Regions from separate parts of the Mus musculus genome. Here region 2 is linked to region 1. A link is a loop called in an ENCODE intact Hi-C map of the cell type or tissue named here. Cell type or tissue: heart. All regions are shown on one strand. Each heading gives the region's core, and the rest is flanking DNA. Links, peaks and the distances in the headings are about the cores only. Region 1 overlaps Macrod1 (mono-ADP ribosylhydrolase 1). Region 2 holds the start of Gm38621 (a long non-coding RNA gene).

Evidence for each region. Peaks named below come from ENCODE experiments on the same cell type or tissue, not always from the same donor. Only the 100,000 strongest peaks of a DNase experiment are listed, where the experiment ranks them.
Region 2: it touches region 1 in a loop (1.9-fold over the local background); 2 of 42 quality-filtered maps call a loop at or near these places.

The regions. Positions count from the first base shown.
Region 1 is chr19:7,185,912-7,202,135 of GRCm38, reverse strand. It overlaps Macrod1 (mono-ADP ribosylhydrolase 1), which reads right to left. Exons shown (of 11, transcript NM_134147.4): 5 at 5,606-5,722; 6 at 5,226-5,347; 7 at 5,101-5,131; 8 at 4,912-4,985; 9 at 4,523-4,604; 10 at 4,400-4,434; 11 at 4,074-4,223. The coding sequence ends at 4,430. It overlaps Otub1 (OTU domain, ubiquitin aldehyde binding 1), which reads left to right. Exons shown (of 7, transcript NM_134150.2): 4 at 2,075-2,193; 5 at 2,389-2,473; 6 at 2,570-2,764; 7 at 2,897-3,930. The coding sequence ends at 3,094. Among named protein-coding and RNA genes, the nearest start is that of Otub1, 12 kb to the left of the region's middle. In heart, for the core only: no CTCF peak of the experiment used is centred there; DNase peaks (open chromatin) are centred at 5,225, 5,245, 5,525 and 6,065; H3K4me3 peaks cover 993 bases; H3K27ac peaks cover 185 bases; H3K27me3 peaks cover 1,891 bases.
Region 2 is chr19:7,114,061-7,130,284 of GRCm38, reverse strand. The region is part of intron 3 of Macrod1 (mono-ADP ribosylhydrolase 1); the gene reads right to left. Gm38621 (a long non-coding RNA gene) reads right to left here and starts at 7,245. Exons shown (of 2, transcript XR_877703.3): 1 at 1-7,245. It also overlaps a transcript of Flrt1 not described here. In heart, for the core only: no CTCF peak of the experiment used is centred there; DNase peaks (open chromatin) are centred at 7,834 and 8,790; H3K4me3 peaks cover 1,023 bases; H3K27ac peaks cover 3,361 bases; H3K27me3 peaks cover 1,850 bases.

The DNA of each region.
Region 1 (16,224 bases), core at 5,148-13,147:
CCCAACTCTATAACACAGCACTACACCCTGTCCCAACTCTATAACACAGCACTACACCCTGTCCCAACTCTATAACACAGCACTACACCCTGTCCCAACTCTATAACACAGCACTACACCCTGTCCCAACTCTATAACACAACACTACACACACACACACACACACACACACACACACACACTTTGGTTGTTAGAGGTCGTTAGTACTGTGGAGAGAAATGAAGGAGTGGGAGAACTTGCCCTTCCTCCCTCCCTCCCCCCTTCCTTCCTTCCTTGGCTATTTGAGACAGGGTTTCTCTGTGTAACAGAGTCCTGGCTGTCCTGGACTTGCTTACGTAGACCAGACTGGCCCTGAACTCCAGAGATCCTCCTGCTTCTGTCTGCGGTTAAAGGCATGTTCATCCATGCCTAGCTGAGAATTTGCATTCTAAATGGGGGTAGAGGGCAAGAGCCTCTATGAAAGATGTATTTGATGAACAGACAGAAGCAAGATGCCAAGTGACAGGGTGTTCAAGGGGCGTGGGGTCTGAGGTTGGTTTAATAAGTGGGCATCTGGGCAGGCTGGAGCCTCCATGAAAGCCAGTTTGGCCTGGGAATGTCTGGATGCTTTAAAGGCTGCAGAGAGGAAGAAGGCTTAGCTGTGAGGTTACTAGTGCTTCAGGGTGAAAATAGGTTTCAGGGCACAGTGGAGGAAGAGGGGGTAGTGAGGGGCTTTGACAGTAAAACATTAAGCAGGCGTGATAGACCAGGAGTGGGCTGTGTAGTGATACATTTGGGTGCTAGGTGTGTTGAAGGAAGAGCCTAAGGGATCTACTGTTTGGTAGATGGGTGGGGGCAGAAGTGAGCCATCTCTGAGGTCATTGAAAGCCGAGGTGAAGATCAAGTTGGTGCAAACCAGCTGTGCCCGTGGAGATGTCTCAGCCATGGAAGAGGGGTCGGAGGCAGAGCATCTAAGGCGGAACTCTATCTAGGTTTGGTGGTCTTGAATTTCAGCCCAGGCAAGATTACAGCAAGTTCAAGGCCAGCCTGTACTGCAAAATGAGACCTTGTCTCAAAACCAAAATGAAAGGGAATATTGTATCTGTGACTAAGAGGTAAAGATACGGTCAGGCCTCTGGGGTTTATAGGGCAGGCAGGAAGCCCTGGGTTTGGGTTGTAACTGGCTTAAAGGATACTGTGTCCTTTGGTGGAGCCTGACCTTTCAGAGTGGAGAAGCATGAGGGGTAGCGTGGGAGAGGACAGGTGAAAATGAGAAGAAGGGTAGTGCTGCCACTGTCCAGGGCTAGGCTGGGGAGGGTTCTTAACATTGGCCAGACAGAAGCTGCCCACACAAGTTTCTGTCTGTACTGGGAGGCCTACCTGGATCTTATATGACTCTGGAGTCAAAACTGATAGGAAGGTGTCCTTGAATCTGAGGGACAGGAGCTGGTAGTGAATATTGGGGCAGCATAGTGGCAGATGAAATGTCAGGGCCATATTTTCAGTGTAAAAGGACTCTCTTTACTGACAGTTGTCTGAGGATAGTCATCTGAGGAAGGAGCAGGCACAAGGGGTGACCAGGGCCAGGGTTGTCCAGATGGGTAAGACCTGCTTAAGCAGTACTAGGAGTCTGTGTCATGGGACTGCTTCATCTCGAGGAAGCAGGAAGGGCTGAAGGAGGTGGTCCCTGTTGTGGGCAGCATGGTTAGAAGGTGAAAGTGTATTGGAGAGCCAGTTTAGCCCCAGACTGTAGGGAGAGCTTCTCTGTGGCTAGAGCCCTACTGGGCAGGGCAGCTGGTAGTATGGCCTGTCCTGTTCCCGTTTGTCTTGCTTGCATTAAAGACCTTAAAAAGCTGTATTAGTCAAGGACAGATTTAGTCACCTGTTTTTAAACAAAGCTCTAGCCAGTGGTACCCACATGGCTTAGCGGCTGGCGACCGTACAACCATTGACACATAAGTGCATAGCTTCCAAGAGTGCCAGTGGGTTACTTGGTGTCCCCATTCAGAAGCCAGGAGGTGGGAGCTCAGTTGCCACCTGCTGTTCTAGCCATTTCTTGGGCTGGTGAATGTTAAGCTGAGCTGCATCTCTGCAGGACCTCCACAAAAAGTACTCATACATACGGAAGACCCGGCCTGATGGCAACTGCTTCTACCGAGCGTTTGGCTTCTCCCACCTGGAGGCACTGCTAGATGACAGCAAGGAACTGCAGCGGTGAGGACGACAGGCACTGGGGCTCTGGACCTCTCATGAGGAAGTCAGGGCCTTAGGCTACCCATCATTTGGGTTGCTTGGGGACTTCTTTTTGAGCTTGGTGGGTGTCCTTGTCTAGGCAGGACTGGGCTGGCTAGGGCCTTGCTCTGCTAGCCGAGGAGCCCATATTGGCTTCCCATTCCTTCCCACCTGCAGGTTCAAAGCCGTGTCTGCCAAGAGTAAAGAGGACCTGGTATCCCAGGGCTTCACTGAATTCACAATTGAAGACTTCCACAACACGGTGAGTGAGCCCACCAGTTTCAGGCTGGGTTAATGTATGGTAAGGGTGGCCTGTTGCCATCTTCCTCATCTTACCTTTTGTCCCTGGGTGGGGCAGTTCATGGACCTTATCGAGCAGGTGGAGAAGCAGACCTCAGTAGCTGACCTGCTGGCCTCCTTCAATGACCAGAGCACCTCAGACTACCTTGTGGTCTACCTGCGACTGCTCACCTCAGGCTACCTACAGCGGGAGAGCAAGTTCTTCGAGCACTTCATCGAGGGTGGCCGGACTGTTAAGGAGTTCTGCCAGCAGGTGCCACCTCCTCTCTCACTCTGCTTTGGGGCCCTCCTTTTCTCTTTTGTGTCAGGGTGGGGCATGCCAGGGTGAGCTGTGGGACCTGGGGGAGGGATCCTGGGACAGGCCTGACCTGCCCCTGTGCCACAGGAGGTGGAACCCATGTGCAAGGAGAGCGACCACATCCACATCATAGCCCTGGCCCAGGCCCTCAGTGTGTCCATCCAAGTGGAGTACATGGACCGCGGCGAGGGCGGCACCACCAACCCACACGTCTTCCCCGAGGGCTCCGAGCCCAAGGTCTACCTTCTCTACCGACCTGGACACTACGATATCCTCTACAAATAGGACCGGCTGGCCTGTTGTGCCCCGCCTGCCTCCCCTGCCAGGCGCTAGACATGTACAGAGGGTTTTCTTTCTTTCTCTTCTTTTTCTTTTTTTTTTTTTTTTTTTTTTGTGTGTGGTTGTAAATGGTCATATTTCACTCCTCCCTTCTCCTGTCATAGAACCTTCCATGTTTTATTAAAGGGGATGCTGGTGGTGAGCCCGAGTGTGCGCTTCCCTGCTCTGCCGCCCTTCCCTACCTGCCCGCTGGCTGCCTTGTGTCTGGCTGTCCCTTTCCCGAGGATGGGTCCCCAGCTTTCCAACCATCTACCCCAAGCATTCCTGCCAAGAGAAGTTGGAAGGGACCAGGCCTCTGTGGGCCCCTTCTGGTTCCTTGGAGTTCTGCTCCCATAGGCCTGCCCTTTCTTCCTTAGCCTCCCAAGGGTTTCTGTGGGAACTTGACCAGAGGTCTCAAGCCACCCATACAAAGCACTTACAGACTTGCTGTTCTGGCCAGGGCCCCAGATACAACTCTCTGCCAACCTTCAAGGGCCTGCATGATTGAGGAGTACTGGGGTGAGAGATTCATGGGAGGAGGCTGGCCTAGAGTGGGTGGAGCAGCTAGGCATCCTCTGGGCCCTGGAGGAGCTGACCTGGTGTGAGAGAGACACTCTAGTAGAGCTTGCCTGTCCCCTGTTCCCCAGAGCCCCTGCCTGTGCCTGCTCTGCACCCCCTTTGCTTGGGCCATATCTGCATTACCTGCCTTCTCCTCCCCACCCCCAGCACATGTGGGGTCTCAGCCCAGGCTGTGAGCTCCTTGGGGGCAGGCCCTCAATAAATGTGAAGTGCTGCTGCCGCTGCCTCTGCTGTCTGGCCCATGCATCTACCCTCCTGGCTCACCCAGGGCTGTTGTAGCCTCTTGAAGCAAGATGTCCAAGACACCACCCCTACCAGGGGCTACCTTGGGGGGTGGGGGGAGGAGAACCCAGCCAGACCCAGACAGTGAGGGCTGAGCCAGACAGCTTTATTAGGAGGCTTCTGAAAGGCAGGGCTGAAGGAAAGGACAGAACCCTGTGATGGCCAGGCTGGAACAAGCTGTAGGCTTCTGAGACCTCTCAAAGCTGGGAACGAATTCCTACAGGCCCGGGTGGGTCTGAGGGCAGAGCAGATAGGTTAAAGGGAATTGAGGACTTCTGAAAGCCCCAGGGTCCCCCCCCTGCCTTCACCACCCCACTGCATGGAGGTAAGCGATAGCAGATTGAGCGGGTGTTAGAGGTCCAGGTTAGTAGTGTAGCGCGGCCACACAGTACTGGGCCAGGCCCTGCTTACCAGTCCTGTTCAGGGTGGGATGTGGGAACCTCAGGCTGGAAGGCAGAGGACAGTGAGAGATGCCCCGGGGCATTGGGGGAGGGGTAGGCTGGCCTGGGGTGGCCAGGAGAAAAGGGCACATACCTACTGGGAAATAATGGGGAAGGCGCTCCCGGTAAATGCCCTCGTCCTTCTCCAGGAACACACAGATGATGAGCCGATCCACCTGTGCCAGGGAGACTTGCTCAGCTTGGGCTAGGCCTCCACTGGCCTCTCAGTGCTGGTACTGTGTGCTCCCCCAAATGCACCTGCCCTTGCGGGGTCTCTACCATGGGTACCACAGGAGATTGGAGAATTCACTGTGCCATTTATAGAAGGGGTTCAGACTGCACACTCACCCCTTCCCATCTCTGTCTCACAACAAATACGCCTGGCCTAGGGAGTGGGCTGGGGGAGGGCAGGTACTGACCCGCCACAGCTCAGCGCTAGGCACCCAGGCTTCAGCCTCACTGCCAACCTCTGTCAGGTCTCACCTTGTCCTTGTGCTGCTCCAGCCATTCCCGCAGCGAAGCCAGCACTACTTCTGCAGCCTCCTCATTGGGGTAGCCTGAGGGCAGGGTCTGGTGAGTCCACATCTGGCCCCGCCCCACCCCACCCACCTCCTCGATGAAAGGCGGGGGAGGAGCCACTGCCCACACCAGGCCTGGCTTTTCCAGACTCACCAAACACGCCTGTGGAGATGCACGGGAAAGCCTAGGGAAGAGAGGGCAAGATGACATGGGGACTTGGTTACTTGGTGCCTTCCCTGATGACCCTGACCCTGACCCTGCCGCCAGTTGACTCTTACCACTGAGCGCAGCCGGTGCTCCAGCAGCAGGTCCAGGCTGCTCAAGTAGCAGCTGCGGAGCTCGGCCGCCTGGCTGGCAGTGGGTTGGCCCACGGCGATGGGCCCCACCGTGTGGATGACATCTAGGATAGGGTGACAGTTTCAATCATTCTCTCATGCTGTCTCGCTAGAAGGACCTCACCCTTGCAGCACACACTGTGACCGCCCACCCACGTCACTGCTAGGTAGTGAAAGACCTTGACATTGCCCTCTCACTCTCCTCTCTGCTGTAACTCCAGCCATTTGCCAACTGCTATCTTGAGTGTCAGAGGGGCCAGGCCCTTACACTTAACGTTAAGACACCCCCTTGTGACTGTGGGCAGTTCCCCTCGAACACTCACACTTGGCTGGCAGCCGATAGCCGCAAGTGATCTTGGCTTTGCCGGTCTCGCAGTTCTGTAGGGTGCGGCATTCGTCCGTGAGCAGGGATCCCGCGGCCCGATGAATGCAGCCGTCCACTGCAGGGGACCGGGAGAAATGAGCTGTCGGGTTCCCTGCATCCCTGAAGAATCAGGCATGCATGACAACCCAATCCCAAGAGACTCCAAGGCTATGCACTGGCCCACTTGGCATCACAAAGTTCTCTCCAAGGCTGCTCTTGTCGCCCCTTGTTTCACATTTAGGGAAACTGAGGCTGCAAGGAGTTGCAGTGAACCCTGGAGCGAAGAGACACGGGGCGACCGGCAGGGGGCGCGCCTGGCCCACCCACTTGCTTCTCTGTCCGGTCCGAGCCGTCCGGAGGTCACTCAGATCTAAGAATCTGGTGGGATCCCAAAGCCCACCTTTTGATTAGGCCGCTTCAAAATCCAAGCCTCAATTAATCCCGTCTGAGGAGCCGAGGCCACCTAGTTCCAAATGACAGGTCCAATCCTGCGCCTGAGCCTAGGGTTTCCAACTCCTTCCCATGGGACCAGGCCTCTCAGGTGTCTATCAAACCCTGCTGGGGCAACTAGCAGACTCGTCAGCATTAGCCATCCTGCTTAACTAAGGTCAGGCTTGTTTATCCAAGGGAGGCTCTTGGGATTCTCTGTGACCCTGGGGATCCAGACCCAGATAAACAACTCCTAACGCTGCTATATTCCAGAGCCAGCAGAAGCCCAGAGGCAACTCTGCTGCTCACCCAAGAACCATGTAGCTTTGCCCAAACAGGTTGAGGCAAGTACTGGTTTGCCCCTGTCTGCTCTACCAGGATCTCAACTGCAAAATGTGGACAGTGCCCCCTGAGATGGCAGGGCTGATGGAGCCCAGGCCTATCCTTGAGAAAGTCTACTGCCTGGCATCTGGATGCACTGGCATAAAGCAAGCAAAACAAACAAATAAACAAACAAAAAATTCTGACTCCATTTTACAGACTCCTAACCCTTTCTTTCCTGCATCCTGCCCAGGATGGGGCGCCACCAACTGGACACCCCTCTCTTCTGTTTCCTGTTTCCAATTACACCTAATTTTCAACTTTCCTCAGAGCTGGCACTGGGGTGGTTTCCCAGAGTTGGAGAACCCTGGGAATGGCTCAGGGCAGGGTATTTCAGGCCCCCTGCTCTCCTCGGCAGGATTCTGCAGAGTGGGTGCTGAGTCCTGAGCCTGGGTGAAGCCTGGAGTTCCCAGGACTCGCAGTGTATCTGTTCTGGGTGGGATGTCCCAGAGGACCCAGCACTGGACAGAACAGCAGTGGCAGGGAAGGTGAGCAGCCTGAGTGACCCAGGGCTCATCACTACTTCTCTGGGTCTAACAGAGGCCCACCTCATAGGATGTTAGAAAAAATAAATGTTGCAGGGTAGGGTAGTGCCAGGGACAGAACCCAGGGCACACATCCCACCGATGAGCTATATACCTCAGTGCTAAGTAAATTGACCTTTTTTCTTTTTTCTCATATTTGTTGTGTTTTGGTTTTTATTTGAGCCATATGATCTTGTGTAGCTTGGGCTAGCCTCAATTTAAACTTAAACCCCTAACCTTCCGGCCTCCACTCTGAGCTAGGGGAGTTCACCACTATACCAGGCTCTGGTTCTTTTTATTCTATCTTCTTTCTTCCTTTTCTTTCTTTCTTCCTCTTTCTTTCTTTCTTTCTTTCTTTCTTTCTTTCTTTCTTTCTTTCTTTCTTTCTTTCTTTCTTTTTTTTTTGTTTTTTGTTTTTTTTGTTTTGTTTTGTTTTGTTTTGTTTTTGTTTTTTCAAGACAGGGTTTCTCTGTATCCCTGGCTGTCCTGGAACTCACTTTGTAGACCAGACTGGCCTTGAACTCAGAAATCCGCCTGCCTCTGCCTCCCGAGTGCTGGGATTAAGTGCTGGGCGTGCACTACCATGCCCGGCTTCTTATTTATTTTATTTCTTAGATTTGTCCATGTTACCTTATGTGTGTGACTGTGTTGCCTACGTGCATGTATGTTCACTGTGTCTAGGATCCTCCTGAAACTGGGATTACAGAGAGTTGGGAGCCACCATGTGGTGTCTAGGAATTGTGTCTGGGTTCTCTTCAAGAGCAACAAGTGTCCTTGGCCCCTGAAGTCAGACTCTAATTCTTGTTAGCTGAGCAGTATTGGGCTTGATCAGGTACAAAGTGATTTAGCCCCTATCATAACAGACAGTGTATGGCATGGCGAGTCTGTGGTGAGGTGAGGGAGTCGTGTAAGGTGAGCACTGGGATTTGAGGAGGTGACATTCCTGGAACCTACCGGCCCTGGCTATCAGTCTCAGCCCCTTGGCACTCCACTACCTGCTATTCCAGTGTGAAGTGTCCTGCAGGAGACCTTGGCTGGCTACAGGGTCGTGTGGAAATACAGACCCTGCTCAAAGGAACAAGTCTGCAGTTAGTCCTTTGAGGCTAGCCTGGGGAAGTGAGGGCACAGAGGACTGGCACAGGAGTCCTCTACCAACTTTTAGAATAGGACTTGGACCTCCTGACTGTGACCAAAACCAAAGATGAGGCCCTGGCCAACACATTTGTGTTACCCTTCCCCAAACAGGTCTCAGATGCCTGGCCCCACTTCCTCACCCAACCCTCCCACCCTCCTCTGGATGTCCACTGTCAAGACCTGTCTCCCTACCACCCGTGATGTCCATCCCATAGTAGCTGGCTTCTCACCAGGGAAGAATGCAGTGACTTTAATCCCAACAGTTGGGAGGCAGAGGTCAGTTAGACTAAATGGTAAAGTCCTTTCTCACCAAACACCAAGGCCTGCAGCTCAGTCTAAGCCTGGTCAACACCCTCCTGTCTACTTGGTCCGATATGAGCATCCTTCCATTGTGGTGGAGCTGGTCAGCCTCCATCCCTTCCCGTTGGACCTCCTTGCAGTAAACACCTTGGGGTGCTGAGCCAGACCCATAGATTGTCTTGTTGGAGCCTCACACCCCACTCAGGAGGTGCTGCCAACCCCTTCTTTATAGAAGATGCTGAGGCATGGCTAGTAAAACTTGGCATAGATCACACACTAAACATCGAAGGCTCAGAGACTCTACTGGGACCATGATGTGGCTGCTTTTGCCACCCCCACCCCCAGTGTGCCAGTGCTTATCTGCCTCTGGCAACTGATTCTGTCATATTTTGTCTCCCTGCCCTCCCTCTTTACCCCTGCAGCCTGGTATCTATTCTCTCTCTGAACCAATACATCCCCCAGAAGAGTATCTGGCCTGGGGCCCCTCATCTCTCTGGTCTGTGCGGCTCATCCATAGGGCTGTATACTACTGCCACCCACCAAGCTGCTCTCAGACACTAGCTGTCTCCTCCCTGGCCACTCTGGGCTCTTCTGTCCCAGGCCTCTCCTCTACTGCTGCCCTCCCTAATCCCTACATCTCACTGAACCCCAGCCCCTTGCCTTCCTGTCTAGTCAGTCCCCCAAAGCCTGGGAGATGCTAAGGGACAACCTACTGGTAACTGTGGGCAGACCTGACAGTCAGTTTGGGACTCAGAAGACTCCTCCCTCCCTGTCCCAGCACAGCTCTCCCAGCAAGCAGGGGGAATGGGGCTGGTAGGAGCTATCTCATGGCAGGGGGAAAGGGCTGGACCCTGACCCTCTGCAGACCAGCCAAGGCAAACTCCGGTGGGGACTACTCCAGTAAGGCACTGAGGACTGTTGGCTTCTATTTAGGGTGCTGTAATATTCATGAAGGGAAGATTAGATATTTAAATTTATTCAGCAATAAATGTGTCTCAGTGGGGGAGCATTCCTCATGCTAAACAAACAAGCGAGCAGGGGCTAATTAATTATTTACAGGAACAAGAGGAGCCAGTAGCCTAGGGGACTCAGAGGGCAGTTGTACCCATGCCAAAGGGTCAGCTATCCCCATTCCCTTCTACCACTCTATGGAGCTGGCCCTGTCACATCCTCTACTGGGATTTCTCTCTCCCAAAATTCAGGCTAAAGATTGCTGGTAACTTTGGGCTAGTTATTCAATCTCTCTGAATCTCAGGGCCTAGGTATCCAAAGATCTGTAGGGAACATTGATTTAGGCCAGGAGGCAGCTGGCAGGTAGGCAACCAAAAGCCAGAGGAGTCAACAACTTTCCAAGATCTCACAGCTGGAAGTGGAGCAGAAGCCAAGGTCTCTACTGCTAGGCCCTGTCTCACAAGAAGTGGAGGCAAAGGTTCAGAGAGGCACAGCCATGAGCAAGAGAGGATTCTGGGTAGCTCCCACCTCTGCCCTGCCCATCCTGGAATAGGGATCCAGTTTGTAGAGTGACAGCCCACCTGGCCTTGGGGACACAGGCAAGGAGCTTGCCAAGACAAGTTCCCCTTTCTGGGCTCTTCCACCTTGTCTCCAAGGTGCAGTCTCTGTACCTGTTTCCTTGGCTGTCAGGAAGCCCTTGTTGCTTGGTGTGGGCTTGGGAAGAGGCTGCTCCTTTGTCTATCACGCTGTCACACTCACAGCCAAGGGCAGAGACCTGAGCACTGCGGCACTGTTCTAGGACGACAGGCTGGGGTGGGGGCGGGGCAAGGGCAGGGACTCTCTGTCTAAGAAGGTATAGGGGACCTCTCCCCATCTGGACATTCAGTCCTGCATGGACTCTGACCTGAGGACAGCTCACAGCAGCCACACCTTGGTGCAGCATACAGCTGCCAGCCAGACCCTGTGCACTGGTCCTTGTCCATTTCCTTCTCAGAAGAACAGCTTGGCTGAACAGATGGGGAGCTGAGTCCACTGGACTAAGGCGCTGAGGCAGATTCCTGAACTGCTGACCTTTGGACTCCCCCCTCCACGAGGGCTAAGACCATCCACTGAGTCCTGGGACCTTTCTCTTCTGGCTTGCCCCACACTCTCTTCCTCTTTCTGGATAGAACTTGTGAACAGAGATACTGATGTTGCCCGGTTAGAACCCAAACAGCCAACTTCTGGCCCTTCATTTCCCAGACAGCCCTCCTTCGATGTCTGCTCAACACAAGACCTGTACAGGGCCCAGGGAAGGACACAGAGCCCACCCTCCCGAGGCTGCATCCTGGAGGTGCCGAGGAGGGTGGGCGCCCCGGGGAGAAGATGGATGGACGACATCACTGTGATGTGATCTGACATTCATTACGGGGTGAGATCAGCTCCTTAAATGGGGATTTGAAAACATTAGGGCTTCATTATGTACACAACCACGGGCCTCATTCATCATGCACAGCACTCGAGTTATTAAAGATCCTCGGCAGCCGTGTGCAGGGCCTGGTGGCATCCTGCCTACTGGGGGCAGGGCATGAGTGCAGTGGCCATGAGGCAGGGAGCAGAGATGCTGAAGGAAGATAATTCTCACACCCCTTACTCATGGAAGGCCAGTTGCTAGGAAGGGTAGGGTGCCTCAGTTTCCTCATCTGCAAAATGAAGCTGCAGAGAGACTCCAGTGTCACTCAGGGGGAGGAGCTACCCAGGGCACTGTTCTCCTAGTGATGGTCAGGAAGTGGAAGCTGGTGACCTAGGGCCTCTGCCTGGGTAAGGAAAGACCTATCACACTCGGCTCATGAAACCTTTTGTGGCTCACACCAATCCACAATATGAAAACTTCAACTGTGACAGCAAGTCACTGGCCCTGGGAAGCTATACACTGTACCCTGTAGCGAACATGTAATGGGGAAGCCACAGACCAGTCCTGTGTGTCACACTACCAGGGAAGAGGCAACAGGGCTGACATGAGAAGATGGAACGGGACAGGAGGTGGGAGGTTTGTGAATACATCCATTCAGTGGTCCAAAATGTCCCGCTAGCATGGGATATTGTACTGGAGCCCTGGGTAATAGAACATACTGGGAGGGACCAAAGAGAGTCCCAGCCTGTAAATCTGGGGGCAGACGTGCAGGACTGCAGTCCTAGGGGCAGGAACTGTGGGTAAGGCACCTAGGAATCACCCTAACGCCTGTGCCTAGCCAGTTGTGAAGAACACCCTCAGCTTGCATCTAGCCTTTTTTTTTTTTTTTTTTTTTTTTTTTTTTTTTTTTGGTTTTTGGTTTTTGGTTTTTGGTTTTTCAAGACAGGGTTTCTCTGTGTAGCCCTGGCTGTCCTGGAACTCACTCTGTAGATCAGGCTGGCCTTGAACTCAGAAATCTGCTTGCCTCTGCCTCCCAAGTGCTGGGAATAAAGGCATGCGCCACTGCCCGGATGCCTTGTTTTGTTTTGTTTTGTTTTGTCTTTTTGAGATTTAAAAAAAAAATATATATATATATGTGAGTACACTCTCACTGTCTTCAAATACACCAGAAGAGAGCATTGGACCCAATTACAGATGGTTGTGAGCCACCATGTGGCTGTTGGCAACTGAACACAGGACCTCTTAACCACTGAGCCATCTCTCCAGCCCCCAGCACGTAGCCATTTTTGAGGGTCCCTCTTTGTGCTAAAGCTGCACCCCTACTCTTGCAGATAGGCCCAGGCTCAACACTGAGTCCAGCAAGCTTCCTGGCTCTTGGGAGTTCTCAAGCTACCTGCTGCTTTTGAGTCCCACAGGTGGCCAAAGAGGGGTGGGGCAACTTCACACACCCTGGCTTCCGGAGCACTGGAGCACCGACCGACCAACCGCGGCCCACAGGCTGTGGAGGTTAAGTTCTCCACTGAGTCAGGCTACCATTCATCAGGGCAGCAGTGCCAGCTTTCCCAGAGGCCACGGAAACAATCACAGATTAGCAGCAGTGATGGCAGCTAGCTGCTTGCAAAGAATTGACAGGAAGGCCAGGCTGGGTCCCATACTCAAAGGCCTTGCTAATCCTCGCAGAAACAAAGGAAAGCGAGGGGAAAAGAAAGCAGAGGGAAGAGCGGTAGAAAAGGATGGGTGAGCCAAAGGGACAGAGATCCGGGCAGATAGAAAGGAGCCACTGAGAGGCCCGGTGAGCCGCTGAAGTGTGAGCTTGCCACAGTGTACTCATACATATCCTGTGTGAGGGGAGAGGACGCAGGCTGCACACACAAGTATGAGGCTATGGCCGAGCACAGCGGCAGTTGACAAGTGTGCTCCCAACACGTGCTGTCCACCTGTGCCTGTGCCATCAGTGGTCCTGATGGTGCACATGGGGCAGACAGATCTTGAATAGTTGTCAAGGGTGACAGAATACTGAGGATGGTTCAAGATAGAGATGACATGTGCTAGGCTCTCCATCCCTAGATTTTGGGGTGTGGCCAGCAGGAGCTATTGTCAGGTAGGACTCTGGGCAGGAGGGCGGAGGAGCAGCAGCAGGTACAAAGGTCCCATGCCAGGGGATGGCTGGAAGGATGCACCACCATCCTGGCCTCTCCCAGCATGTGGTGCTGGGATATGGCTGTAGGGGTGAGGCAGTGCAGGGTGGCCCGGGAGCCGATGTGTGAACAGATAGGTAGGACCCTCAGTTCCTGTAGCTTCATGGGGGGCTGATAACACGTGAGGCCCAAGCAGGGGTAGAGGGTGAGGACAAGGGCTCCTTCCCCCTTCCCAGCCTGCCTTGCCCTCCTGCCAAGGACCTGTCTGACCCCAACCGCTGGCTCCCAGTGTTGGCCCTTTGGGGCGCTGGTTGGCTGGGGCAGAGATGGCAGCCATGGCGGCAGAGGCGGCGGCCCTGAATTTATCTGTCACTAAGACTTGGCCATGGCAGGCGCAGTCATGATTTAGATGAATAATTGAAACGCTCCGATACATTTATTATCCCTTTAGTGCAAAAGTGGCAGAGAAAGACGAGGGGTAATTGAAAAAGAACGCACAAATCTCCCCGAGAAAGCCGGCTCCTCATCGCCAAGTAAACATCTCAGTGCTAATAAACAGTTGAGGCGCTTGGGCCTTGTCGATCCCTATCCTGATTTAGGACCCGCCTCCCTCCTTACCATACAATAGGAGAGTGTTTCAGACATCTTTTTATTGAGCCAATAACTGGCTTTCCACAGGGAGATAGGGCAGAGGCATGGGAAGAGAGTGGCCCAGGTAGTCACCAGCTCCACCAGGAGACTAGGACTTCCCCAGGCCATCAGGTCATCGTCCCTCATATCTCTCCATCCTGCTAGCCTGCTAAACTCCTATTCAGTCTTCAAGGCCCAAGTCCCAGCATCCTTTGCTTGAGAAACCTACTTCTAAATTGGGCCGCTTGACTGCAGAGCAAAGCCCTGAGTACCCACGGACCCTCAGCCCTGGGCAGACACACGGAGAGCATAGAGTCTGCCCCGCTTGTGCTAGCTGAGCAGAGGTCACCGTGAGGGGCTCCAGAGCTCAGTGTCCTAGGTCCTGACCTTCTCAGGAAAGACATCCTGGTGGTAGAGCACTGAGCACTGTACAGTCTGAGGGCCCAGAGCTAGGGACAAGAGCTTGGTAGCATGTCTGCTGGTCTGTGGCTGACATTACAAGGCTTCTCCAGGGCCATCCTGAGAGGAGGACAGATAAGGGCAGGTAGAGACCTGAGCTCTTACAGGAAGAACTTCAGGCCCCCACGATCGGTCCCAGGGTCTTCCTGGGGTCAGGGTTGGTGATGGGGTGACAGATGTGTCATATGTGAAGGGGTATGTCCGGGTAACTGGCAGGCTGCATTTCAACTTCAGATGCCAGGCCCGCCAGGCTCTGCCTCCTCCCTCCACGGCCCTGTCCTGCACTTCCACCTGCCCCAATTTCCTTAGCAGGGCTGTATCCCAGGCCTAGCTGCAGAGGCTCCATAAATCTTAGCTGCATTTAGATGAAAGGCCGGACTTCCTCCAGGGTCACTGCTCCACCCATCTCCTTATCACCCAGCCTCCCCGCACCTCTAAGGCTGAAAAGGGAGCCAGAGCACCCCATGGCTTAAGGCAGCACCAGGATGCCTGCAAGCCACCCCTCTGCCTAGCCTACTTCTGCCTGCTACCCTCAGGGGCGAGTCCCTCCCTTCATGGGAGAGTGTTCAGGCCCATATCCTGGCAATTCCTTTCCTTTTGAGGGACAGACAGAAGGCAGTGAAGGTAGTGATGAGGAATTGTCACATGGTAGAAGTGGGGGTGGTTCTCAGAAAACAACTACAGTAGAGTGAAAGCCAGGGTGAGGACTGCAGGCTGCAGCCTCCGCCAGTACTCAGGGTGGGTCCCTCTGGGAAACCCGTATTCAAGTAAAGGCTTGTAAGAGGGGATGATGCCCTCGGGAAAAGCACATCCCTACCCCCCACACACGGAAGGATGGGAGAACAGCTGGTGCAGTGTGCCTCTCCTGCCACCCACAGTACCCAGGCCCTGAGGCGAGTGTACCTAACCCAGTGCAGGGAGGCAGGTGTGGTTGTGGGGAAGGCCTGGAGTGCAGGGAGGCTGAGAGGTGGCTGGTCCTTCTGAGCCACAGTGAGGGCCTTAGATGGGATTCTCATGGACGTGAGGGTTTTGAGCGGGTCAAGAATGGCAAGCTGGAGCAGGGCGTGGTGGCGCACGCCTCTAATTCAGCAGAGGCAGAGGGAGGTGGATTTCAAAGTTCGAGGCCAGCCTGGTCTACAAAGTGAGTTCCAGGACAGCCAGGGCTACACAGAGAAACGCTGTCTCGAAAACAAAACAAAACAAAACAAAAACACAAAAAAAGAATAGCAAGCTGGAAAGCCCACATTCGTCCTCCATCTCTGCCTTCCCGAGAGGAAATGCTAACACCTTAGCTCCTCCCAAGGTTTCTGTTCTCGTTGCTCTTCAGGTCTCTGGGCTGCCATCTGAGGCCTCTGGCCAGCTGAGGCTCTTCAATACCCTGCTCCCTTCATCTTGGGGCCTTTCTGTCTGTTCCCTCCACTCAGGACACTCTTCCCACCTCTCCTCACCAGTCCAGGCCCCACTTTCCTTCCTGAAATTTTCCCGGTGTTCATGCTGAGCCCTGATGTACCTGGGACCTCCCACTATCCTGTCGTGGCTGGTCTGTCAGTGTCCAGCTCACAGCTCTGTGCACACAGGAGAGCACCGAGTGAGGAATGAATAGGTGTGGGAAGGGTACTGTGGTTAGAGTGTGGTGTCACCAACCACAGAGGGACCTGTTCCTCTTAAAGGTCAGGCTTGTAAAGAGGCCCCCAAGGGCCTATAGATGAGCACCAAACCCCCATCCTGGGAAGCGGTGACCTCCACGGGGACAGCTAGAGGAGAGTGGGGAGGGAAGGCATCCTCAGTCACAAACAGCCCCCTGCATCCTGGCTGGTCACCGACAGCTCTTAGTGCGTGCTTATTTATTCCTGACCTTCGCTGCCCCTTTTATTTTTCCCCCTTTTAAAACCTGGCCTGGGCCCCGCCACCGCTGCCGTAAACATGGCCCCCGGGATTTATCCCGCGGCGCATTAACCCCTGCCCCGTGGCTCACCAATCATCCTGCCGCCACTGCGCAGACAGTGGCTGCCCGGCAGCTGGGGGCTGAGGGGCTGAGTGGGTGGTGGGAGGCTGGTTGAGGCAGATGTGGGGCCACAGGGCTGCCCCTCTCGAGGCACCTGCTGCACTGGCCTTTGTCCCCTTGTCACTCACCCGTTCCCTACCTGGTGCTGTAGCGCTGGTCTGAGATACTACCTGGCAGACACCTGGGGTTTTTGAGTGCCGAGATGGATGAGGTGCAGAGACAGTGGAAAAGCTG
Region 2 (16,224 bases), core at 3,279-11,278, 70 kb after region 1:
CTGTCCTGAGGTCTTCAAAATGCTCAGAACCAGCTGGAACCACCAACCACAAGGGTGGCTACTCATTTGCCACCAGGTGTCTGGTCAGGCAGTGGGATTTATCTATGTCTGGACGGGGCCCAGATGTGGTCAGTGGCAGAAGCCATCCTTGTTGGAGAGGCATCTGAGAACAGAACGGCTGCATTGCTCCTTAGCTCCTTAGCTGAGTCCTGGTCTTAGAACCCCCTAGGCCCCATTTCTTTTTCGATACAGGATCTCTTGTAGCCCAGGTTGGCTTCAGACTCACATGTAACCAAGGCAAGCACTGCACCATCTGAGCTACACTGGTGATCCAGGCATTGAGGTGAGGGTAAGGAGTGTTGTTCACAGGGTAAACGTGCCACTCTCAGGACAGACATCTGTCCACCAAGACCAGATCAATGGGCACACTCAGTAGCCGTCACATTCACAAAGGGACACAAATACACTACCACATGTCCTTCCCCCTTAGTCCCTGGATGCACTTTCAACATCCAAGCTTAGGTCTCGGGGGTCACCTAGCAATGTGACAGCCCAGGGAGTACCCACAAATAGAAGACCTGGCTGGGCTCTTGGCTTCTGAGGTCTCTTTAGCCGTGTCCCAAGAAAAGTGATGACAGAACACATGTTTGGACTCCTAGGGGCTGTGGCCTGCTGCTAGGGACTGTGGCCGGCTGCTCGATGCACCTTGACGGTGCCCCTTTCCAAGACCATCCTGAGGCTGGACCCTCCCTGTCTCTCAGATGTGATATCAGGCACAGGGAAGTGGAAGGCCCTGAGTCCCAGGCCCCTTCCACAGCCATGCCCAGCAGTGGTGGCTTTGGCCACAGAGTATCTCTGCTTCCTGCCCTTTGACCCTGTTAGCATCGAGCCCCTGCCCACAGCCCTGCATGGCCCTGCCTGGTGGCTGCACTCATCGGAGAGGCAGCTGCAGAATTACAATATTAAATGCAGCCACACTGAAACACCGCCTCGATCCAATTACGTGAGGAAACAAGAGGAGCCGCTTAGGCTAATCTGGTTATTCCGCCCTGGCTAGTCCTCCAAGCCACGGAGAAACCGAGAGGGGAGCTGCCTGGGTGGGCTCAGCCTGGGGGTCTAAGAGGTAGGCGCACTCTGTCCCTATGCAGAGACAAGGGCCTTTCCTTATCCTCTGACCATTGCTGCAACAGCAATGCCAGTCCCTAGTGCACATGCACCTCACGGGGAAGGGAGACAGCTCCACATTCAGGGATGCCAGAGTTAATCTGAAGGGGCTGCTTCAGAAAGGGTGACTGAGGAGGCAGCAGATGGTGACTTTGGGCAGAGGCCAGCTTGAGGACAAGGAGCTGGATGGCTGGGGAGTGTCCTGGTGGAGGGACCAGCAGGCACCAAGTGGGGACAGATGTGTCAAGTTCCAGAAGATAAAAGAAAGCCAAGGTGTGGAGTGGGGGTGGTGACCAGATGGGGGACCCCGGTGAAGACTGGTTCTGTTCTAAGGTAAGGGTGAACTGGGATTCGATTCAGGTTCCTAGAGGCCAACTGGCTGACTGCTGTGTGGGCAGCCTTGAGCAGCGCAGACCACTGTGTGTGTGCTGGTTTGGGGGTTGGGGAGTAGGGGAGAGGCCTTGGCTTGCATCCTACCCCGGTAACCGACTCACGGACCTGACATGGGACACAATTCCGCCTCCTCCGCCATGCCTCCCCTAGCTGCTGGTACCTCTGAGAGTTAGACAGGGAGGGTTAGGCTTTCTGGGGGGTCTTTGGTAAGGAGGAGATGATGGGAGGGAAAGTTAAGCTGAGACCAGTGTACATAGGACAGCCGATGGTGGAGACAAGATACTACAGCATACAGTAAGAGGATGGGCTGGAGTCGGAGAGGAGGGCAGGAGGTGGACAAGATAGAGGGGCCCTAACATCTCTGGAGAAGAGGAATGGATGGATGGTGGAGTGGTTAGGGTTAGGGAGGTAGAGTGGAGGGGGGTACATCCCTTTGGAGGTAAAGTCAGGCCTGAGAACCACCAGGGCCCCAGGAAGGAGAAGTAGACAGTGTGTGTGTGTGTGTGTGTGTGTGTGTGTGTGTGGACAGAATTTCCTGGGAAGAGCTAAACTGGCCTGGGTCCACATCTGCAGACATCCCTGAGCAGTCTAATTCCCTACTCTGAGCCCAAGATTGGTTTCTTTATAAGCTTGGTTCAATTTCATCTTTTAAGTCTTTCTTGGGGGGAGGGGGGGTTCGAGACAGGGTTTCTCTGTGTAGCCCTGGCTGTCCTGGAACTTACTCTGTAGACCAGGCTGGCCTCGAACTCAGAAATCCGCCTGCCTCTTGCCTCCCTAGGGCTGGGATTAAAGGTGTGCACCACCACTGCCCGGCTCATCTTTTAAGTCTTAAAAACAAACCACCACTACATTTATTTGTTTGTTTGTTTATTCATTTATTTGTTTACTTATTCATTTATTTGCTTACTTATTTGTGTGTGTGTGTTTGTGGGTGCACACGCGCGCACATGCCTTGGCACATGAGTGGAGGTTATAGGACAGCATGTGATAATTGTTTCCCTCCTTCCACCATATGGCCCAGGGATTGCAGACAGGCTGTCAGTCTTGATGACAAGCACACTTACTTGCTGAGCCATCTTACCATACCAGCCCCGTTTTTAAAAATTTTATTTATTTATGTATTTATTTATTTATTTTGGTGGAGCTGGGGATGGAACCCAGAGCCTCCCGCAGGCTTGACAAATGCTGCATAGCCATTAAAGTCATTTGAAACCTAAACTGCTTAACCAACCCCTAGCATCCACAGGGGATGGTTCTAGGCTGCCCCTTTCCTGAGGTACCAGATCCCGCAGAAACCGGAGCTCTTTGTATGTATAAACTGTTAAGGTATTCCCACACAGCCCACCAGTATACTTCTGTATACTTTAAATCGTGTTTGGATTCTTTCTAATTCCTAATACAATGCAAATGCTATGTAAATTCCTGTTACACTGTATTGTTTATGGAATAATGACAAGAAAAAAGTCCTTGCTTGTTAGGCACAGGCATAGTTTTATTGTTCACAGCCTACAGACAGCCCCCACCCATGTACTTTTGACCCAAGCTTGGTTTGAATGTGCAGATATAGAACCTATGGGTGTGGAGGGCTGGCTATCACTCTCAGACCATCAGACTTACCCCTTGGGGCTGGAGGGAAGGCTCAATGATTAACAGTGCCTGCTGCTCTCCCAGAGGGCTGGAGTTCAGTTCCCAGCACCCATCCATCCCCGTGGCTCTCAACCTCCTGGAGCTCCAGCTTCAGGGAAGCTGACGCCCTCATCTGCTTTCCCCAGACATCTGCACTTACATGGCATTTGCACAGAGACAGACAGACAGACAGACAGACAGACACACACACACACACACATGCACACCTTTTAAATTTTAGAATTCAGTAGATTCTTACGTATTCATAGTTGTAAAAAAATATTATGCCTGATTCTAGATTATTAAAGGCAAGTGCTCTATCAACTAAGCTACATCCCTAGAGTTTTTCTGTCATACAAGAAGCAGCACCAGCTTTATTATCTATAAATGAAGACAAAAATTTGAGTCAAAGGACCCTGTGAAAGCTGCCTGATAGGGACCTGCATGGTGTGTGGCACACAGCTGATGTTGAGCAGGGATCAAGTGTAGGATAGAGGAACACAGTCCTTGCACTACAGTTTTTGCCTGTATGACCCTCCAGGATGCCCCCTCTTTAAGTGCCCATTCTATAGATGTATACTATTAAGGACCCTAGAAGCAGGTGTTGGGAAACAGGAGGCAGGAGAGAGGAGGTGGGGAGAGAAGAAGGTCTCTGGTGATTCCCATATGGCTTTGAGAGCCAGCTGCTGCTCAGGGGAAAGACAGGTGGCCACAACAGGCAAATTCTGGCAGCAAGAACTCTGGTCCCCAGTGAGGGCTGGGGCACCTTAAGGGGACCCCCAACAACCCTGAAGCCCCCTGCACTGGGTCACAATTAGGTGTTATTATTAAGGTTCAAGGTCGGTCTTTCCCATGTGATCACTCCCCCTTCCTCTTTCCATAAGGTCTCTCTGTCTAGCCTTGGCTCCCCTGGAACTTGCTACATAGACCAGACTGGACTCAAACTCAAAGAGGTCCACCTTCTTCTTCTTCCTGAGTGCTGGGATTAAGCCCAAACACCCTTCTTTATCATTTAAAATCTATCATGGATGGAGATGTGGCTCAGTGATAGATACTAGCATGTGCAAAGCCACAGGCTCTGTCCACACATCACACAAAATAAACATACAAAGAATGAAGTCACCAAGAGTTACTCGATCCCTAGTTGTGCAATGGTTGGGACACTCGGTGACATCGTGGTACTGTGGTTCTGTAGCCTGGCCTGGCCAGACCCTCCTGACAGGGTTGGCAGAATGTCAAGAATGGCCCAAGACAGGTCTTGGCCTTCCAAGGGTTCTGCCTGATACATGGGGTTCTGTGAGCACGGGTGTGATTGTCAGAGCAGGTGGTTGTGGTTGCTGGCCACAGAGGAGAGGGACAAGGCAGGTGGAGACAGGACAGGAGGAGATTGTTCAGCTGGCAGTCCATAAATGCTTTTCCACTTGGCCTGAGCAGGTGAGGTGAGGCCAGAGCCAGGTCTGGGAGATCAACCACATGGCATCCCACCCACCAAAGTCCCCAGCCAAGGAGGACCTCCCCCTAACAGCTGCCTTGGAGAATTTCAGGGTGGCAAGGGAAAGGCAGGGAGCTGAGACCCAGGGACTGGATGGCCAGGGCTTTGCAGTGTTCTGCACCTCTGAACTGGCACTTCCACCCGCTGCCTCCCAAATGGCCGCACCATCTCCACAGCTGATCAATAAATTGGTCATGTGTGGCGCCACGACAACCAGCTCACACAATTAGATTAAGAAGTGTGAGGCTTCCGTGCTGAACAGAGACACAGATGGCAGGCTGGGGCATGCAGGAAGGTCGGACCAGGGCCTGACACGTGAGGATGAGGACTGATGCCCCAGCCCATGGCGGTACTACTGGTGGGAAGAGGGTAGCAGAGCCCTGGGGTTGTGGGGAGTCCTTCTCAGCCAGTAGACACGAGACAGGACAATTTGGGAAATCCTTAGGCAAGATGAAAGGCTAGGAGTCTGGCTCGAGGATGCCCAGACAGCTTGGCCACCAGAGGCTTTGGGTCATTGTGAACTGATAGTTGGATGTGAACTTCCAAGGTTGGAAGCTGGGGCGAGGCTGAGGTGGATGGACATCTACTTCTTGGTGCTATGCCTGATGAGACTCCAGTGTGCTGCCCTCCTCTACCCTGTGGGGACATGTTGATGTGTGTGGCATGTTGACATGTCACTACCCACAGAGCTTCTCTCTAAAAGGAACCTGAAGCATTTCTGCACTTGACACGTGAGACAAGTGAGACATGGATGATGCTGTAAGCAGGGTAATCGAGACCATAGAGGGAAGACGGGAATCAGCACCAGGCATATTGGAGGCCAAGGACACATGCTAATTATGGGAACCTTAAGGGTGGAAGAGGACGAGGCTGCAGTGAGGAGACACTACCCTGCTCACCTCTGTATCCAGCACTTGCCGGGGGTGGCCACATCAGCTGAGACCAGGTCTGGGGTCAGTAGCACATACCTCCAGGGGTTATACGGCATCATCCCTCTGTAAGCATCATCTCACTGTACAGCATCATCCACTGTATAGCATCATCCCACTGTAAGCATCATCTCACTGTACAGCATCATCCCACTGTAAGCATCATCCCACTGTAAGCATCATCTCACTGTACAGCATCATCCACTGTACAGCATCATCCCATTGTAAGCATCATCTCACTGTACAGCATCATCCCACTGTAAGCATCATCCACTGTACAGCATCATCCACTGTACAGCATCATCCCATTGTAAGCATCATCTCACTGTACAGCATCATCCATCCCACTGTAAGCATCATCCACTGTACAGCATCATCCACTGTACAGCATCATCCCACTGTAAGCATCATCTCACTGTACAGCATCATCCACTGTACAGCATCATCCCATTGTAAGCATCATCTCACTGTACAGCATCATCCCACTGTAAGCATCATCCACTGTACAGCATCATCCACTGTACAGCATCATCCACTGTACAGCATCATCCATCCCACTGTAAGCATCATCCACTGTACAGCATCATCCACTGTACAGCATCATCCACTGTACAGCATCATCTCACTGTACAGCATCATCCCACTGTAAGCATCATCTCACTGTACAGCATCATCCCACTGTAAGCATCATCTCACTGTACAGCATCATCCACTGTACAGCATCATCTCACTGTACAGCATCATCCACTGTACAGCATCATCCCACTGTACAGCATCATCCCACTGTAAGCATCATCTCACTGTACAGCATCATCCCACTGTAAGCATCATCTCACTGTACAGCATCATCCCACTGTAAGCATCATCTCACTGTACAGCATCATCCCACTGTAAGCATCATCTCACTGTACAGCATCATCCACTGTACAGCATCATCTCACTGTAAGCGTCATCTCACTGTACAGCATCATCCACTGTATAGCATCATCCCATTGTAAGCATCATCTCACTGTACAGCATCATCCACTGTACAGCATCATCCCACTGTAAGCATCATCTCACTGTAAGCATCATCTCGCTGTACAGCATCATCTCTGTAAGCATCATCCCACTGTAAGCATCATCTCGCTGTACAGCATCATCTCTGTAAGCATCATCCACTGTACAGCATCATCCCACTCTAAGTATCATCCACTATATGGCATCATCCCACTGTAAGCATCATACATTGTATGACATCATCCCTCTGTATAGCAAACAAACTGCACTCAGAGAGGAGAGAGGACAACATTGGCAAAAAAGGGGGCCGAGTGAGTATCAGGATTTGAACTGCAGCCTGAGGACTCCAGCCGCCTGGGTTTCCCACTCCCTTCGAATCTGCCTGTTATATTTCTGTAAGCACTGCAAATCCTTCAGAGTCGAGCCGGGAATAAATAAACACGCACATAAGTAAATAATGAGAGGCTGCTGGGAGATGCTGACACGAGGTCAGTGCTGGGACTTGCTGTCCTGATCCAAGTGGGAGACAGTGTAGGGCGTGGCACACCAGCTTGCCCCTCTAGGTCAAGGCTGGGGCAGCAGTAGCTGCCATACACTGATGCGATGCTGGGAAGGCATGGTCTGGGGGTGGGGGTGGGGCAGGGGTGGGGGTGGCAGCTGAGCTGGCTGGCAGGGCCTCAGCCAGCTCTTCACCATGAGCTAGCTTCTCATTTCTCCGTTCCAATGCAAATGTGTTGACACATTAATCTCTCCACCCCTATGAGCACACCACACCACGCCGGCAGGATTAGCTTTGCACTTGTAAGGGACAGGGCTGAGCCCCCAGCCTAGAGCAAGCAGGGCCTTGATAGGCACAGAGCATGGCATGAATGAGGAATGAAACCAGACTCAGGGTGACTGAAGAAACGACCCAAGAGGTCTTGGGGATGGTTAGAGATCCCCCAAGAATACAGAGAAGGGTGTCTTGGCCCTGATGGCTTCATCCTGGATGTGTGTGTGTGAGGCCAGTGCTGGCCAGTGCAAGCAGCCCCCGGCTCTGCCATCCCCTGCCTGGAGCCTTGTTTATGGAGCTGCTGAAGGAGGTAAGGCCAGATGGAGGAGACCAGAGCCTATCCCCACCCGACATACAGGAGTGTGCCTGTTGTGTGCACTTGGCTTCCTGGGCCTCCCACTGCCTGCTGCTCTCAGCTCTTGCAGGCCTGGGGCAGTGCAGCCCAGGACTCAGCCTCCGAAGGTGACATGGCTATTTCTGGGCCTGGATCTCTGCCAACAGTAGCAGGAACATGCCAGAGAGAGGGCACTGGGGAAGATGCTGCTCAGAGAGAGCCCCCCCCCCCGCCTTCTTCCTGTCCCCTCATCTGAACAGGAGCTGGGGAGGTAGAGGGCTGTACACCTGCCCCCTCCCTGAACTTCTCTTTTTATATCTGTAATATGGGTGGGCAGTGCCCACTTGGGGAAGTACTAGAAGGGACCCAACAAATGGCAGAGGATGAGAATAGCTTGTCCCATCCTCAGGGATACTAGCACTCTTCCAACCCCCTTTGGGAAGAACAAAGGCTGCTGAGCCGTGCCCATAAAGGAGAAGCCCTGGCAGGAAGCAAGCCCAGAGGATTGTGGGAGAGTCATGGACATGCGTATCAGAACACTCCATGTTTCAGTCCCAGCTCCCCTCATCCAGCCTGTTTATGCAGTGACACTGTTCCCATTATGCAGATGGGAACATGGAGGTTCACGGTTTCCATCTCTTGCTTGAGTTCCCTGGCATGGCAATGGGATTCAAGCCTCTCTAGCTTTCAGGCCATGGGGAGCATTGGGGGGTACTTGGCAGATAGAAGCTGGAAGGTCAGGTGGAGCCTCCAAGATTGTTGGGGACTCATGTAGGAAGCAGGTGGGCTGAGCGGGCCCCACTGGCAGGGGAGAAGCCACCCGGGAAGGCTGGGAGGCCCCGGTAGAGGCAGTGCTGATTCTGTCCTGTTCAATTTTAAACCGAAGTGCAAACAAGCCCCAGTTCCCGACGCTCTTGCCCAAATCAAATTGGTGCTATGATTTCTCTGCGGGCGGCGGGCAGCCTTCCGGAGAGGAATGGGGAGGCTGGCATGGGGTGTGAGCCAGCAGGGACGAGGCCATTTGTCTGGGGCAGCCGGCTTGGCTGGCCGGGATCTTCCACCCAAATTAAATTTTGACCCAGCTCATAAATCTTCCTCCAAGTCCCTCCCCCGCCAGTAGCTGTTGCATGGCCTCACTGGGATCAGGGACGGTGCTGTCCTCTCCTCCCCAGTGGCTGTTGGGCTGAAGGGCTTGCCTGTTCAGAGGAGTGAGAGTGTGGCCTACAGACAGACTCTGAGACTCCCAGGCCACACTGACCGCTGGGGCCAGCAAAGGGCTTGGCCTGGATGTCCAGAGTGGGAACTCAGTGCTGAGTCGGATCCAGCGGGGCCCCTCCCAGCAATTGGGGTTTATTGATGTGTGTGACTGTACATATGAAGGCCAGGAGTCACCCTTGCGTGTCATACCTCAGGCCTTTGAGACAGTCTGTCTTCACCTCCAAGCACAAGGATAAGAAAGATCTGCCACCACACCCTGCTTTTTAAGTCTGGGGAGGAAACTCAGGTCCTGATGCTTGAGAGGGAAGCCTTTTCTGCTAAGCCCAAGGTCTCATGACATGGCCAGGCTTCGGTTTCCTCTGCAGTGCACATAGTTGGGATACAGGGAGAATGAGATGAGGCCCTGGGGACCATAGAAGCTATCTCTGCTCAGGAGGAGGAGGCTCAGGTCTCCTTCCTGTCCTGTACATGGTGAGTGTCCTTGTGACCTGTCTGCTAGAAGAGAGTAGTGAAGGACCCCTCTGGGTGCTAGGACTGGGGGTTGGCACTCTGTCTTCTGCTAGGTCTGTAGCTGAGGTAGTGTGGACCATGTGTACCCCAGGACTCAGCAATGCATACCCCCAGAGCCTATGTTCTCTATACAGGGGCAAGAGTGAAGCTCTGGAGGTATCCCAGGTCTGCCATCAGTCACACACACACACACACACACACACACACACACACACACACACACACACACATTGATATACTCCCTCTCAGGACCTTGTACATAGTGTGACTTCATGATTACAATCAGTCGCTGTGCTGTGAGGTACTGCTATAGACACTGAGTTCAAACTTTATCTTTTGCCCCAGGCCCTTTGCACATGCGGCTATGTTGCATTAGGGGTGTTTTGCCCTCTCCCTGCAGCCTCGTGTTCCCTGCTGACTCCTGCTCCTGCCCAGGGATGGCAGAGAGTGTGCAACAATGTTTAAGAAGAAAGGAATGTTCTTACACTCATAGCTCCAAGGTCTCAACACCCAGATCAACCCAGGCCACTGGAGGGACAGCCATGCTAACCCATTTTCATTGCCCCTGGCACCCTCGTGGCTTCTGTGTGTGTGTACTAAGGACAGAGGTAGTCACCAGCCCTATCTGGCCCTCAGAAGAGGTCACAAAGTTCTTATTTTTTAGTTGACAATGTACACTAGAGACACTAACCTGGGAGGTGACCCTTCCCCTGACGTCCACATCTCCAGTGCTCCCCCATCCTCCTTCTGCAGAGCTGCTCACAGAGCACTTCCTCCAACTATCCAGTCCCCACACAGCAACCCCACACAGTCTGCCGGGGCTGCCATAGTGATCTATACCTCAAATGTGGGTTTGTTGTTCTCTGTGGCGTGCAATTAACATCCCCACCAGTAAACGATACAGTCATATTTCACCTGCACCCTAACATGGACCACGAAGGCATCAAAATAAATAATGGTGCAGTTAAGCGGGGCCTGGGATTTGCTCTCTCGCAGAAGCACACCTGCACCACATACGCCCCATACCCCCCCATTCACTGCTGTTCCCTTGGGGTCCCTGATGGTAACTAGATCAAGGCTCATCACTATGCCTTCTATCTTGCTACCGCCTACCCGACTAACCTGTGCTGTACTCACAAACCATCCTTCCCCTCGGAGCTCCTGGTCAGGACAGCAGCTTAGGGCCCAGGACAAAGGAGGGAGCCCCAACCTGTGTCTTGTCTTTAACTATAAAGGTCATGTTTCCTGGGAGTCTGGAGGTGCTGGTGGGGCTTGTACCTCCCATCATGCTCCATCACTTTCCACTATCACTCAGCATCCTTCCATGCCCCACCCCCAACCATGCCCCATCATCCCCACTCCCACCCAGAGTGCTAGGCTGGGGCCCGGCTCTCAGATGTGGTGTTCTTCAGGCCTTTGAGATCATGAAGTGGACATAGCTCTTGCTAGCATCACTGTCTGCCCACCCCAGCCACCTTGCAGAGCATGCCAGCGACTCCTGAGCCTGTCATTTTCTCCTTTTCCATGGGCTCTGTTACCTGTACAGCTATCTGATGTCTGCCCTTGGAGGCCATAAACTCTGTGGAGCTTGAACAGGACTCCTTATGGACCCTGCTCCTAGACACCAGGACGTGGCTGTGGGTTACATATACCTAATTGACAGTGGGTAGTAGGACACGCAGCCCAGGACTGCCTGCTCTATATCCTGGTAGTCTTCAGTGTCCCCCACCCCCGTTTCTGGAGGTGGCAGAGGTAGAAAAACTGGACTAGGTTGGATTGGCTCAAGAGTGATGCTGGTGGCTGGGTACAATGTGACCAGTCCCTCGGGGGTGGGCAGCCTGAGAGTTCCAGAACCAGCAGTGCATGTCCTGTCTCCCACCATTACCTCTTGCCCTGTCCTTCCCTCACTTCATGGCCCCAGGGACTCCGTTACTCAGAAAGTGCTTGGCACAAATTAAGTTGAACTGCCTGGGGACCAAGTGGCTCAGGTGAATGGATAAAAAGTCACCCCTGCCTTCCCTGGGGAGGAACCAGGTAGGTACCTGGGGGAAGAGTAACCAGGAGATGGAGAGATGTGTGTGCGTCACTTCACAAAGCTCGGCTGCTAGGTGGGGCCAGGGTAGAGGGTGGGGAAAGGGACCGCCTCCGGACAAAGGGACCCTGGCATGGCTGTCCTGGGAGCTTCAGGTTCTCTGGGAATTGGTAACCTGAATCTCACCTGCCCCTGCTGGGTTTCCAACATGGCCGTCAGAACCTCCACAGCAGGTCAGTCCTGGCCACATGCACTCTGCCCCCCTGCCTCATTTGAGTTTTCCAGCAAGGTTGTGTGACAAGTCACTGATTTGTGTCTGAGCTGCTTTGTTGGTGAAATGGGGACAAGGGGACTGGAGACATGGTTCACAGAACTGACTCTCATCTCCAGAACCCACATAACAAACAACCACCACAACAGAGACAAACGAACCTCGGGGCTGGAGAGGCAGAGATAGGTGGATGACTGGGGCTCCCTGGCCAGGAGTCTGGAAAACCACTGAGAGTTCCAGGCTAGTGAGGGAGCCCATCTCAAACAGAAAAAGTGGATGGCCCTTGAGGAATTATACCTGCTCTCAGCAGGCTTCAAGCAGGGCAGTGAGCTCCAGCCTTGCCCCCTCCACTGAACCCCCTGCTTTCAGCCTGCAGGGAACCCTAGCTGCTGGTTTCCCTATCTGTAACGGAAACATCATCATGCTCTAAAATAGGACTTGAAGACGGGTGTGGCCCTAGGCAGGGCAAGCCCCTCCCCTGGCTGCTCTGGCTTCCCTGGACTTCTCTCTCTCACTCATGCTAACCCCCAGCTCTTAGGTGCGCCCAGTGACATCCTGAGTGCCTGGCCACTCGCACAAGATAGGGGCATGGAGCCGGAAGTGGCCATGAGGATGCTGCTGAGACAGGGGATGAGCTCCGGTGTCTGTACCGGCTTACAGAGGGACAAATGATAAGGTTGCTGGCATCAACCCTGCCCTGTGTGACCTGGGGCAGGACACATACTTAACCTCTCTGAGCCTTGGCTGCACCCCTATGAAACAGAAAACTTAAACCAGGCACTGGCTTTAGGTTGTTGTTGTTGTTGTTTATTTTTGGGTTTTATTTGTTTGTTTGATTTTGAGACAGGGTTTCTCTGTATAGTCCTGGCTGTCCTAGAACTCGTTGTATATCCAGGCTGGACTTGAACTCAGAGATCTGCCTGCCTCTTCCTCCCAAGTGCTGGGATCAAAGGTGTTGAGCCACCACCGCCTGACATCTATTTTCATTTTTTGAAACAAGGTCTCATGTAGCCTAAGCTGGTCTTAAAGTTGCCATGGGTCATCCTAAACTCCTGTTCCTCTTGCCTTGAGGTCCCAGATGCTGGGGTTACAGATGTGCCGCCACACCTGGTTTGTGTAGTTCCAGAGTTTGTGTCAGGCAAACGCTCTACAGGCTGAGTTAACCCCCAGGCCCCTAGTGGGTGTGGTAAAGTTTACTATCTTCCAGGGCAACAGCATGCCTGGGGCCCATCAGTCCTGCCACCCTAGCCCTGCTGGGGGCTGAGGCTCCTTCCCTGCCTGCTTCCCACACCCCAGGCTTCCAGTCCCAGTTAGGTCTGGAGCCCAGGATAGGAGCTGAGAAAGTGCAAGCCAAATCCAGGCTAGCATTGCTGGCCGGTGGAACTGGAGCCCTCGTGGCCCCTGGAAACGAGTGTACAGTGTGTTTCCTGTCTGGGAGCCTAATCGTCAGCGGTTATTTACCGTTACGTTTCCTAGTGGGTAGGAAAGCCACAAATAAGTAAATTCGGGCAGCAGGGTACAATTATTGAGCCCAGTGCTTTATTTCCCAGCCCGGCCCTCGGCAGATCGATGGTAATTTATGACGAGGCCCCTGAGGGAGGGAAGGCTGCAAAATAACCACCTTGCCGCTCATCACCCAACCTGGGCAGCTGTGCCTGCTCACAGGTGGCTAAGGCCCTGGGGACTGGGAAGGGGAGCCTTGGGAGGAGGGGACTTGATACACAGCTGGGAGCATTGCTGGGGGGAGGGGGGCTGCCAGTAGCCCAAGCACTGGGCAGCCCAGGCCTCATGCCTGGCCCGCAAGCAGATCCCTATTCAGTGGTAGAGGCAGCACCAGGCTGAAATAGGGGTGGGGTGCACCACTGACTGAGTCCCCAGGAAATAGTTTGGGTTCATCTTGGGTAGGGTTGGCAGAAACATAGTCTGAGACAAAGATTAGCAACTGAGTTCTTGGGAAAGCCCTTAAGTAAGAGGAAGCAGAGTAGGGGAAGGACATTGCTCCAGGCCAGGGACTCAGCACCTCAGGGCAGGGCAGTCTCAGTCATTGGTCCTAGGCTGTAGCTTGCTCTAAGGACAATGAGGGGATAGGAATGGGACTGGGAGTAGGGGTAGCCTACTGTGTAACAGCAGACACGGTACCATGCGAGAGAGATTCTGATTTTATCGTGGTCCATGTATTGCCAGGTCTCTTGCCATTATCATTTCAATCTCCACTCCAGGGACATTAGGATGCTAAACTGGGGCTTGGGGTGAGTGACGTGTGAGAGCTGGGGCTAATGCCATGTGAGGCTGAGATGGGGGTCAGACCACAGGATGTTCACCACTTCCTGTGGGGACATGGCATCCCTAGCACATGCTCCTAGGGTGGCACTGGTGGCTTGAAATGTGGAGCCTGCTGGGCCTGCTTTATAAACCATCCATGACCCTGGAATACCTTGTCCATCACTGAAAAGGAAAACTGGTGTTCAGAGATAGCAATATGCTCATCTTAAGGAGCCCCAAGAGTGAGGCCATTCTCCTGACAGCGAATGGGATCAAGGGATTGCTCAAATCATCCAGTGATTTGGGGCTGACTCTTCATTCTGCCAACTCTTTGCAAGGCCCCAGGCCTCTCAGGGACCTCAAAAAGAAAAATAAAATCTGTAGGTTCCCTCCACGGAGGTCACTGTGCCATCTGATGTCCAGCTCGGGGGGAGGGGGGGGGGAGGCACCATTTTCTGTCCAGTGCTCATCAGAAGCTGATTTGCAACTGACAAGGTGTCCTCCTGGAGACCCCCCCCCAAAAAAAAAAAAAAACCAGCCATCCCAAACCAGGGCCAACAGCATGCCCCAGAGTATTAAAAAGGCTATGTTCTTGGCTGGTGCCATCCTTGGCCTACATTAGGGTGTGGGTGGCATTCTGGGGTGGCCAGTACCCCAGAGATGGTTGTGGAAGGAGTCTCACGGAGGCCCCTGGCTTGCTTCTACCCGTGAACTTGCCTTTTCCTTCCGCCTGGCTCTGAAAAAGCATAGCGCTGGGTAAAATCAGTATTCCAGTCAGGGAGGGGCTGGGATGGGGAGAAGCAAACAGAATGTCAAGTTAAGCAAAGGAGCAGGGCCTGGTGGGCGGGTGGGCATTGGGAGTGGGGGCTGGCATGGACAGAGGTGCTAACCCTGCCACAAAAGGCACCTGGCTCAGGGCTTCCTAGATTCTCTGGGGGTGTAGAGGCCAGAGCGGCTGGAGGGCCTGCCTGGCTTGGAATCCAGGACAGAGGGAGGAAGAGAAAGGGGACAGTTGAAGACAGAGCCTGTGTCTGGCCAGAATGAGTAGCTTCCTGTGCCCCAGGCCAGCTCACGGACCCCATGTTCCCTCTCGGGCAGCCCTCCCCTGTGAGTATGCAGGCGCCTGCTTTGTGCTGGGTGTGAGCTAAGGATGAGGGAGGCACTAGTGCAGGACACAACCGTGCTGGAAGCGGGCCTTACTCAACCTCTCTCAGAGCATTTGTTTTGAAGGTTATCACAACCCTGGGCGGCTAACAGGTGTTACAGAGATAGGGTCTGATGGCAGCCACTAATAAGAACTTCAGTGGCTGTCTTTGCTGTAGCTTTTAATTGCTAATGTCTCCCCCCCCCACACACACACACACAAACACACATACATGATTCTGCAGTCTCTGCTGGCTGAGGATAGACCTTTCATAACTGGCCTCTAGGAAAGGCTGCTACTTCCCTCTGCCTTTGGAGTTCTTTGGGCTTCTAGACATGCCGCTCTTCTCTCAGGCCTAAGAAACAAGGCAGGGCTGGTCCTCTTCCTTGGGCTGCCCAGCCCGCTCATCCCTCATCCCCCTTGGGACTCCTGCTCTGCACAGCAGCTAAGCACTTCGAACAGCAAGGCTGTTCCACATTGGGTGGAGCCTGGACGTGGACAGCATCCTTGTTGGCCATAGTGGAAGGGGAAGCTTACCTTCTTCAGTGTGCATCGCTCCTATGATGCAGCCTGCTCAGCAACTAGGAACTGGGGCAAGGCATACACCTCTCACCCCATGTCTGCTACAGTCAGCCCCTGAGCTAGACAGAGTCCAGGCTCAGAGGCGCAGGGGAGCCTGAGTGGACATAGTAAGGGAGACCAGAAACAAGGAAGGACCAGAGAAGGCTGCCTGGAAGAGGGACAGGTACCAGCTGGACCCGAATGCCAGGGCTCTGGAGTGCTTGGCGTGTGCCCACCCATGTTCAAGTGGGGACCTGCAGACAACCTCAGGCACTGCCCCTCTGGTTCACATTTTCTTCTAGATGGTGAATTCTTTATTAAGTAGGCTAGGTTGGCAGGCCACCATTCCAGCACTGGGGTTAGGAGCAAGCACACCACACCCTGACTTTCCAACGTGGGTCCTGGGACCAAACTCAGGTCTTCAGGCTTGACCCACAACACTTCTTTACAAACTGGTAGTTCCCCGCCCCCCCCCCCCCCACTTTTTGTGTTAGGGGTGGAGCCCAGAGCTCCACTA